Linked DNA regions of Homo sapiens: region 1 is linked to region 2. Evidence: read pairs that join two places in POLR2A ChIA-PET (ENCODE). Cell type or tissue: MCF 10A. All regions are shown on one strand. Links, peaks and the distances in the headings refer to the core of each region. The heading gives the core; the rest is flanking DNA.

What was found. ChIA-PET counts read pairs that join two places held together with the same protein. Peaks named below come from ENCODE experiments on the same cell type or tissue, not always from the same donor. Only the 100,000 strongest peaks of a DNase experiment are listed, where the experiment ranks them.
Region 1: POLR2A ChIA-PET joins it to region 2 with 5 read pairs; 2 of 35 experiments call an interaction of 5 or more read pairs at or near these places.

The regions. Positions count from the first base shown.
Region 1 is chr2:172,966,320-172,970,715 of GRCh38, reverse strand. RAPGEF4 (Rap guanine nucleotide exchange factor 4) reads right to left here. Exons shown (of 31, transcript NM_007023.4): 10 at 3,272-3,455. Among named protein-coding and RNA genes, the nearest start is that of MAP3K20, 110 kb to the left of the region's middle. In MCF 10A, for the core only: no CTCF peak of the experiment used is centred there; DNase peaks (open chromatin) are centred at 1,335 and 2,425.
Region 2 is chr2:172,720,634-172,725,029 of GRCh38, reverse strand. It overlaps RAPGEF4-AS1 (RAPGEF4 antisense RNA 1), which reads left to right. Exons shown (of 4, transcript NR_026995.1): 4 at 1-1,841. It also overlaps a transcript of PDK1 not described here. Among named protein-coding and RNA genes, the nearest start is that of RAPGEF4, 13 kb to the left of the region's middle. In MCF 10A, for the core only: no CTCF peak of the experiment used is centred there; a DNase peak (open chromatin) is centred at 2,329.

The DNA.
Region 1 (4,396 bases), core at 311-4,310, 250 kb before region 2:
AGTTAAAATGCTGCAGTTAATGTAATAAACAGAGAATTTTTCTAAGTAGCCTGTCAAAACAAGTGACACTTTTTTTTTTTGCTAGCAAGTCTCAGATTCAGAACAATAGGAAGTACCTTTCAAAGCAACATCTTCATTATACAATCAAATTCTCAAAGTAATCTTCTCATCAAAGAATATTGTGTTATTTCTTTCCCAGTAATTATCAGAGTTCTGCAACCTCTCTGGCAGTGGTGACTATTATAAAATGCAGCCGTGCTGAGTTTAAAAGTTGGGGGTCCTGCCCTGGTCAGTATGAAGCCAATGCATCTCATGCCTCCACATTTCTTAATGACTTAGCACTTTCGGCAGTAGAAAGTCAACATTTCCAGGACCTCTGAACATGCCCTCAGTTTCCAGGAGTGAAGTGCTTGGTTGGTCCCTTCAAGGACAGTAGTGATACTGGCAATTCTTGATCAACTAAGCTTGTTTTCTTTCCACTTAAATAAAGTAGTAGCTCCAAAGATTATTAGCAGATCAAAAAAAAAAAAAAAGGGTGTGTGTGTGTATGTACATGTAGAGTTGGAATATCTGTCTCCCAAAATTAGATTCCTTATTTTTCACTTTCCCATCTCTCGGGAGCTGTTATTTCAGCAGAAAGAAAACTGAAGAGTTCCAGAAGTGCCAGCCCAATTCCAACGTTTGCAAAGTTTCGAAAAACCTAAGAAGATGGGAAAATCCCAAGGCCACCTGAAATCATGTATCTTGGAATATTTGTAAAACCTGTACTTTAACAACTAGCGATATAATGGAAGAGTGTCAGTTTTGGAATGTAATATTCTGTGAAGAATCTGGGCTGCCAGGGATCATGCGATTCAATGGTGTATGGACAATAAAAGGAAGCACAAGCAGCGACTCCCATTTCTCCCAAGGTGACTCATGAAAACAAGCTCTCATGTCTCTTGAGAAGGCTAAATCAAACAATTAGCATGAATGTTCCTAGCATACAGCAGGCACTCAATTGATGATTGTTGGATCTTAATCTAATTTGGGGATTCCTCTCCCACTGAATTATAAACTCCCCAAGGGCAGGAGCCATTTCAAAAACATTTGTGAATCAGATGGCATTTTTGCCTCCCTTGAAGCAAGTAAGAGCTGAGGGAACATTAGCTGGGACTGTGTATTCACACTTCCATTCATTCATTCATTCATTCACTCACTCAGCAAAGGTTTACTGATGGCTTATGTGGTGTAATGCACAGAGCTAGGGATACGGCCTTACTAAGTTCCACACCAGGTTAAACCCTCCTCCACATTAGGCTGTGCCAACACACACTACATCTTCCTCCATAGCATGTAATGCAGCTGTGATTAAATGATTGCTTGCATAAGTAGTTGCTTAATCCTCTGCCCTAGACAGAAAACTCCAAGGAGGAGAAGCCTTCTTGTTCAATGTTTACCTTAATGCCTTAGCACCTAACATAGTATCTAGAACAATGTAGGTACTCAATAAATGAACAAATGTAGTAAAATGAGATCTGTCTTTGCCTTTAAGAAACTCATGGTTGACTGCAATATTTCTCCACACGGGCATTGTTCTCAGGACAGCTCTTTATTGTGTTGGGTTCCTAGGTACTGCAGTGTGTTTGGCAGCCCTTGGTCCTAGCCACTGCCCAGTGAGTGCTAGCAGTGGGCCCCCTCCTGTGCTTTGACAACAGCCCTTAGGGGGCTGTCCCACCTTGATTCAGAACCACTGCATATGTTGGCTTGGATGCAGGTGGCAGCAAGGAGGACAGCAAAAAGGGGATGGACCCAGGAAATGATGAGGAAATATGCAGGAGGGACAGTGGGACAAGAGGGGACAAGAAAGAAAACATGGCTTAAAATGGTGGTGTTCATCTGAGTTCCCCAGGCCCCAGGGATTCTCTTGTGCCCCCTCAGCCATGCTCTCCTATGATCCTTCAGGGCAGAGAAAGCATACATTGGCTGGGCAGGTTTCTTGGACCCCACTCCTGCTTATGTCAGTGAAGCTCTAGCTTTGTTTGATGTTTTGGATTTTCCTGTTCATCTTTTTATGTGAAGAAAGGGTTTTGAGGCTTACAGAGCTGAAGAGTGTGGTTCTAGAGTTAAGGATGATGGTATCTGCTGGGATGAGGGGAGGCCTTTGAAACACATGGTGTGGGAGAGTCAGACCCATGAGAAAGTTTTGACAAAGGGGACAACCCTGAGTAAGGGCAAGTCAAAGAATCCTGGGGAAGGGAAATTAAAGTGCCTTCAGAGAGGCTACTGTGGGTTGGTCTGAGGGGCAGCCTCTGGGGAGGCTGGCCTGAGGGACACTTCACTCTTGGAAAGCACCCAGCAGACATCCAGGACATGTAACATGTAATGCCCTTGTCTAATACAAGACTAATACACCAAGGTCGGCCAAACATGACTCAGAGCTGACATCCACAGCTGGCCGACGCTGGCTGTGGGGCAGAGGGCGTCTTCATTTCCAGCCAAAAAACACAAGCCTGTGTGGTGGTTTCGGATGCAAGGGCCAAGTCACCGCTAACTGAAAAGGTTTCCCTGAGGATCAGGACCACATGTATGCTTCTTTATATGCCCCATAGCAATTTGTGGAGTGCCCTGCATCAAACGGGGGCTTAATAATACATTCTTTCTGAGTGGATCTGATTAAACATTTCAGAGTCCACAATTGCAGGTGGTGGCCTGCTCCTGAAGGTAAGGTGGGTTCAGCTGAGACAGAAGGGAGAGACTGCCTCAGTGGCTCAATGGGGGCCTTGACAGGGGTAATGCAGTTGTGGTGTGCTCAGAAGAATGAGCTTTAAGCTGAAGAACAGAAGCCTCAGAGGTGGGTAAGAGCATGTGCTGAATGAGTGAAGGAACAAATGAATGCAGGCCTAGGCATGAAGGCTATGGTCCTGATGACCTCTGTCCTGTTGCATTAGGGAGAAAGGTGCTGCCACAGGCTGGCATAGAAACAGAGCAGTTTCTGTTTGTCATTGACCAAAGGTCATTTAATATGGGGACTCAGTTTTGACAGCCGGAGCCAACTACTGACAACCTCTACAGCTTTAACTCATGCAAATGGAAAATGGAGCCATCTGGATCAAACACAAAAATTAAAATAACAGAGACAAGCACTGCTGTGGCACCCTTCAGCTGCTCCCTTTTGTTCCATGGGGGATGGCCAGGGCTTTTGAGAGCAGCCTTGTGTCTCTCCTCATGGTATGTCTATGCACTAGGCGGCCTTGGGACCTGGAGGGGTGAGCCACGAGCTCTCACTCACGGTTTGCGAAGGATCATCCTCATGTGGGCGTCGGGGCCCATCTGTGACAGCAGCAGCATGGTGTCCTGGAGCTCCTCATCACACTCCTTCTTCTCCTCCTCAGTAGGCAAAGGGGCATCCTCGTGCTCATCATCCAGAAATCGATAGAATAAATATTTGTCTTGGAAATGGTGCTCCTGGTCCACTATGGGAAACATGGAAGCACGTGTCAGCTGCAGCACCTCGGCCTCACAGCTCCGTTTACTAGAAACAAATGCAGAGTGTCAGGCAGGAGGGCCAAGTGGCAGCAAAGCCGGGAGCCTCCTCGCCCTTCTCACTCTGCCCTGCCCAGACTGTGCAGCTGGAAGACATGACCTCGGGGCTGCAGTCATGCACACCACAGCCCTCTCTGACCCACCCATCTCCTCGGCCTCTGTGGGACTCCCTTTGAGGACCTGCCAGCATTTCTCAGATGAACACTTTGACCTGCAGAAATCGTCTTCCTGATATTTTCTAGGATGTGGGACCTGTGTCCCAAACAGGAAAGGAACCAACTGCCAGGTCATGTTCTGTCACAGCTTTGGAAAGTACAGGCTTTGAAAACAATCTGCCTTGTCAGGATCAGAATTTATGTTATTCTTTCTATATGTACTGTTTATCAACTGTACTGTCTGCACTCTGGAAAAAAATGTTAGTATAAAATTAGTTGTTTGAACAAAGCTGACCAGACCAGGTTTCTAGATCATATACTGCTAGAAGGATTTTGTGGTAATTTTCTTCCAAATCTGATGTCTTAAAGTTTTTTCCTCTTGTTCCTTTAAACAGGATTTAAATCTCGGTAGGACAAAGACAATGAACGTGGCTCAGAATCCCTCATGTACATGTCTTACAGCCTTGAGCCCCTTTTCAGGATGGAGCATCAATACTCTCAAAAGGTAAAGACAAGCAGTAGATCCCTTGCTGCTCAAAGGGCGATTCCTGGAGGAGCAGCAGCAGCAGCATCTGGGAACTTGTTGGAAATACAGACTCTAAGTCCATTCCAGACGAGCTACATCAGAATCTGCACTTTAACAAGAGTCCCAGGTGACATGTATGCACATTAAAGTATGAGAAACGCTGGCAAAACCATTACTAGATTCCCAGGTG
Region 2 (4,396 bases), core at 191-4,190:
ATTCGTTTACACCATTTTATACTCCCGTCAGCAATATATGAGTTCCAGGTATTCTGCATCCTCACCAACACTTGGAGCCTTTCTGGTAGGTGTGTAGTGGCATTGCATTGTGCTTTCAATATGCATTTTTCTGCTGACTAATGCACTCCTTTTTATATGCCTATTATTCACATATCTCCTTTTATGAAGTAGGTATTCAAGTCTTTTATTCACATTTTATGTTTTGTTATGGCCACATCTCACTTCCAGAATCTGTATTGGTTATCTATCGCGCATTAAAAAAGTACTCTAAAGCTTGACAGCTAAAAACAACAAACATTCATTCTCTCACACAGTCTCTGCAGGTCAGGAACCTGGGTGCAGCTTCATGGGGTGGTTCTGGCTCAGGGTCTCAGGTTGCATTTGAGCTGCTGTCTGAGGTTACAGCCCTACCTATCAAAGCTGAACCAGAGCCAGACTCCATGTCTAAACTCACTTATGTGAGCTTCAGTGTGAGAAATGTATGAATTTTGTTTGATGAAATATTGAAAAGCTTAACAACTTCCTCCTACTCTCATTGGCCTCTTGGTGCCCAGTATCTGAGTCTGAAAAATCTCATCTATAGGAATCAATGGCAGCAAAGACAGAACCAAGGTCCCACGGCTATTGGGGAGGTTGGCAGATGAGTGAGGAAAAAGGGGTGTCAGCAATCTAAAAATATTCAGGCTCACAGAAATATAACTGTTTGAAATGACTCACTTTTATTAAGATCCTGCCATCTCACTTACCAGCTTAAAAAAAAATAGATCACAGCAGAATGTTTCAAATTCTCCATAAATGGCCATTTGATCCAGCAACCTACCTGTGGAAATTTATGCCAAGATTAGAATCTACAAAATACATACAGAGATGCACATTGAAGTATTATTTATTAGGAATCTAAATTGTGGAATCATTAAAGAGAATACATATTCCCTCAAAAGAATACCATGGTGTTATTAAAAGTAGTCATTATGAGTGGTTAGGATATAATATAATATTACAGGAAATTCTTAGGATATACCATCAAGTAGAAAAACTTTTCTTCCCAGCTTTTCAATGTGAAAATGTTTAAACCTACAGGAAAGTTGTAAGGCCAGAACAATAAATGCTTGTATAGCCTTCATCTAGATTCTCCAACAGTGACCACAGTTGCCACATCTCTTTAAGTGTAATGCTCATCCTTTGAGAGTAAGTGCAGACATTTTGATACCATGCTCTAAGTACTACAACACCTATCTAAAATTGTAGAAGGAAACTCTTCTATGATTTTCACACTCAAGACATTTAACACTGATATAAAGTTTATATTCAAATTTCTCCAAAAGATTTAAAACTATCTCTTTGGCTTGTGTTATCCAGGACTCAATGGAGGATTGAGCATTGCATTTAGTTGTTGTGCCTCTTTAGTTTTTTTTGATCTAAAACAATCCCTCAACCATTTTTAAAAATTCTTTCATGACATTGACATTTTTAAAAGACTCTGGAACAGTCATTTTACAGAATATCCTTCAATTTGGATGTGTCTGTTTCCTCAAGATTAGAAATTACATGAACTTCTTGGCTAACTTCTCCATTTTATTTTGTGTTCAAAATATATTACTCTTTCCCATGTCCTGTGAAAATAAAAAATCTCTAATGTGTTTGTGAAAAAGATTAAGCTAAGATTTTGTTTGGATGCAGTGTGATTTGGACTTAGGTGTGTGTATCTGAACTTCATCCTTTGTCATCAAAAGAATAGTATAATAACTAAGAACATGTAGCTTAAGAAATCCAGGCACTTGAGAGCCACTGTAAGTAAACTCTAATTCCCACAGCAGAAAGAAGGGGTCTGTCTGCTTTTTAACCACCAAAAGTTTATCTATATCAGGACTGTTTCCTATTCTTTGTTTCTTTCTATTTGCCAGACCAGTCTATAAGCTAGTAAGGAGTTCATCGGTTCATCAGAATAGACTTCAAGACACTAGATCACAATCCCAACAATTAAAATCATCTGCTTTGCCACTGCTCAGATGGAAGCAGTATGTGTGCCTTCAAAAATGTTTTACTAGAAATTTTGAGTCCTGAAAATACCTGATTTCTAAACTAAACAAGCAGAATCTAGGCAGAGGGATGTCTAAATTTCATTTATAACTTAGCCGATTAAGGCTGCCAATAAATCATACCAACTTATATAAGTAACAGCCATGGTAAGGATATTGCCTTAATGGTAAGTGCCTCTTACTTGAGATTTACAAATCTGGGTACTATTTCTAGGAACAGCCTACTGAATGCATCCAAGAGCTTGGCTTAAGTCCCAGGGATGACGAAGTTCTTTGAACCCATGCCATCACCCCTACCTCACCTGCCATGATAGTTATTGCCAATTAATCACAGTGTTCTTTTCTATTAGCCTGGACACTGCCTCAGACAATTTCCCAACACAGCACTACAAGCAGCCACTAATAATAATTTGGAGTCAATACATCAGATGAAATCTTTATCACCCTTGGAAAATATATTTTTCTGAATCTCATCTAGTTTTTAGCTTCTCGACTTCATCTACACATGAATGGTGAGGCTGTAGAAGTCTGTTTCTTGTGAATGACCTACAGATAACTGGCAAGCTTGGTAAAATCTCATATCAGAGCAGGTTGACCAGGTGATTTGACTAGGGAAGGAAAGGATAAGATTAGTTAGGGTTGGCCATTTGCCAGGACAATTGACCTCAATATCTCTAAGAGCTGGAACACAAAGTTGATGTCTTGCTCATGAAATAATCCAAGTTGACTCCAGGCTTGGGGGATGGGAGTGTATGAGTTCCATTCTGCACAGTCATTAGGGATTAGGACCAATAGAGGCTCTGTCTTCTTAAACACCTGACTTCCCACATCACTGTGGGCATTTGCATCCACCTGGTGGTAAGGGAAGGAGCATGGAGGAATGCCACGTGAGTGGCTTTTACAGGGGAAGCCTGAAAGTGGCTCACATCAATTCTGCAATTTTATATTTGCTAGAACACAGTTACATGGCAGTAGCTAACGGTAAGGCAAGCTATAAAGTGTAGTTCATGGAAGAGCCAACTGTTCCCAATGGCATTCTACTATAGAAGAGAGCATAAATGTTTGGTGGCCAGCCAGCCACCTCTGCCCACAAAGAGAGGCTGTTCTGGGAAACTCCAAGCCTTCTTGTAGGACAAGAAAATGATGATAGCACTTGGGTGCACATAGCAATATGCCAGACACAATATTGCCTGGCCTTTTCCTAGCTGGTCTATGACTCAGCCAAATGTGAAGATGAAATTTTGGATAGTGAAAATTATTAACCCTTCCATGCATTACTGGGAAAAATCTGCAAAATTTTAATCTCTAGAATAACTTTAAAGATACAATGGGGGCCAGGCACGGTGGCTGACACCTATAATCCCAGCACTTTGGGAGGCTGAGGTGGGCAGATTACCTGAGGTCAGGAGTTCGAGACCAGCCTGGCCAACATGGTGAAACCCCGTCTCTGCTAAAAATATAAAAATTAGCCAGGCCTGGTGGCACATGCCTGTAATCCCAGCTACCTGGGAGAGTGAGGCAGAATTGCTTGAACCTGAGAGATGGAGGTTGCAGTGAGCTGAGATCATGCCACTGCACTCCAGCCTGGCCAACAGAATGAGACTGTGTCTCAAAACAACAACAAAAAGATACAATGGGAGTTCTACTTCTACCTAGGATGTAGAAAGCAAACAAAAACACCTTTTCCACCCTAGAAATAAGAAAAACTACAGATAAAATACAAACTCATAATTTTTCTTGAACCCATCAGATAGTTAAGGCCATAGGGCAACTAGGTAGCTTGAAATCCAAGGCGTCTCTAAGAATACAGGGTACAAGCTCTGTCTCACCTTCGGCAGAACACAGGAAGAAGAGATGCCGGTTGCCATCAAACAAGTAGGAAGGATTTGCTAAAATTTCTAACAAATTGCAGAAGTCTGACTGTGAACTAGTGTGACAGTACAGGTTTGTCTGGGAGCCACAGACAGAGAAGCAGTTCACACTTACAAGATCGTCTTCACAGATTTCCATTTGGTGCTCATGAGAAAGACTGGGTGAGGGTGGGGGACCAGAGGGAGTCTTCCTTGGTGGTGCAGGCCTGGAGGAGGGGAGTGCAGTTGCTGAAGGAAAGTCACAAAGCCCTCCTTAGATGCTTTCTCAAGGAACAAAAGCCTCTAGCCTTGGGGGAAGAACCAGAAACTTCATATCTCCAAGACTAGATGAAAACCCATTACAGCTAGAGAAAGAGAAAACAAAACAAAACAAAACAAAACCTTGTCATTATTGGAAGAGCAAGGAACAGTCCTGGGCTCAGGATCCTACACCATTACTAATAGAAGTCTCCTACTACTGGGCAG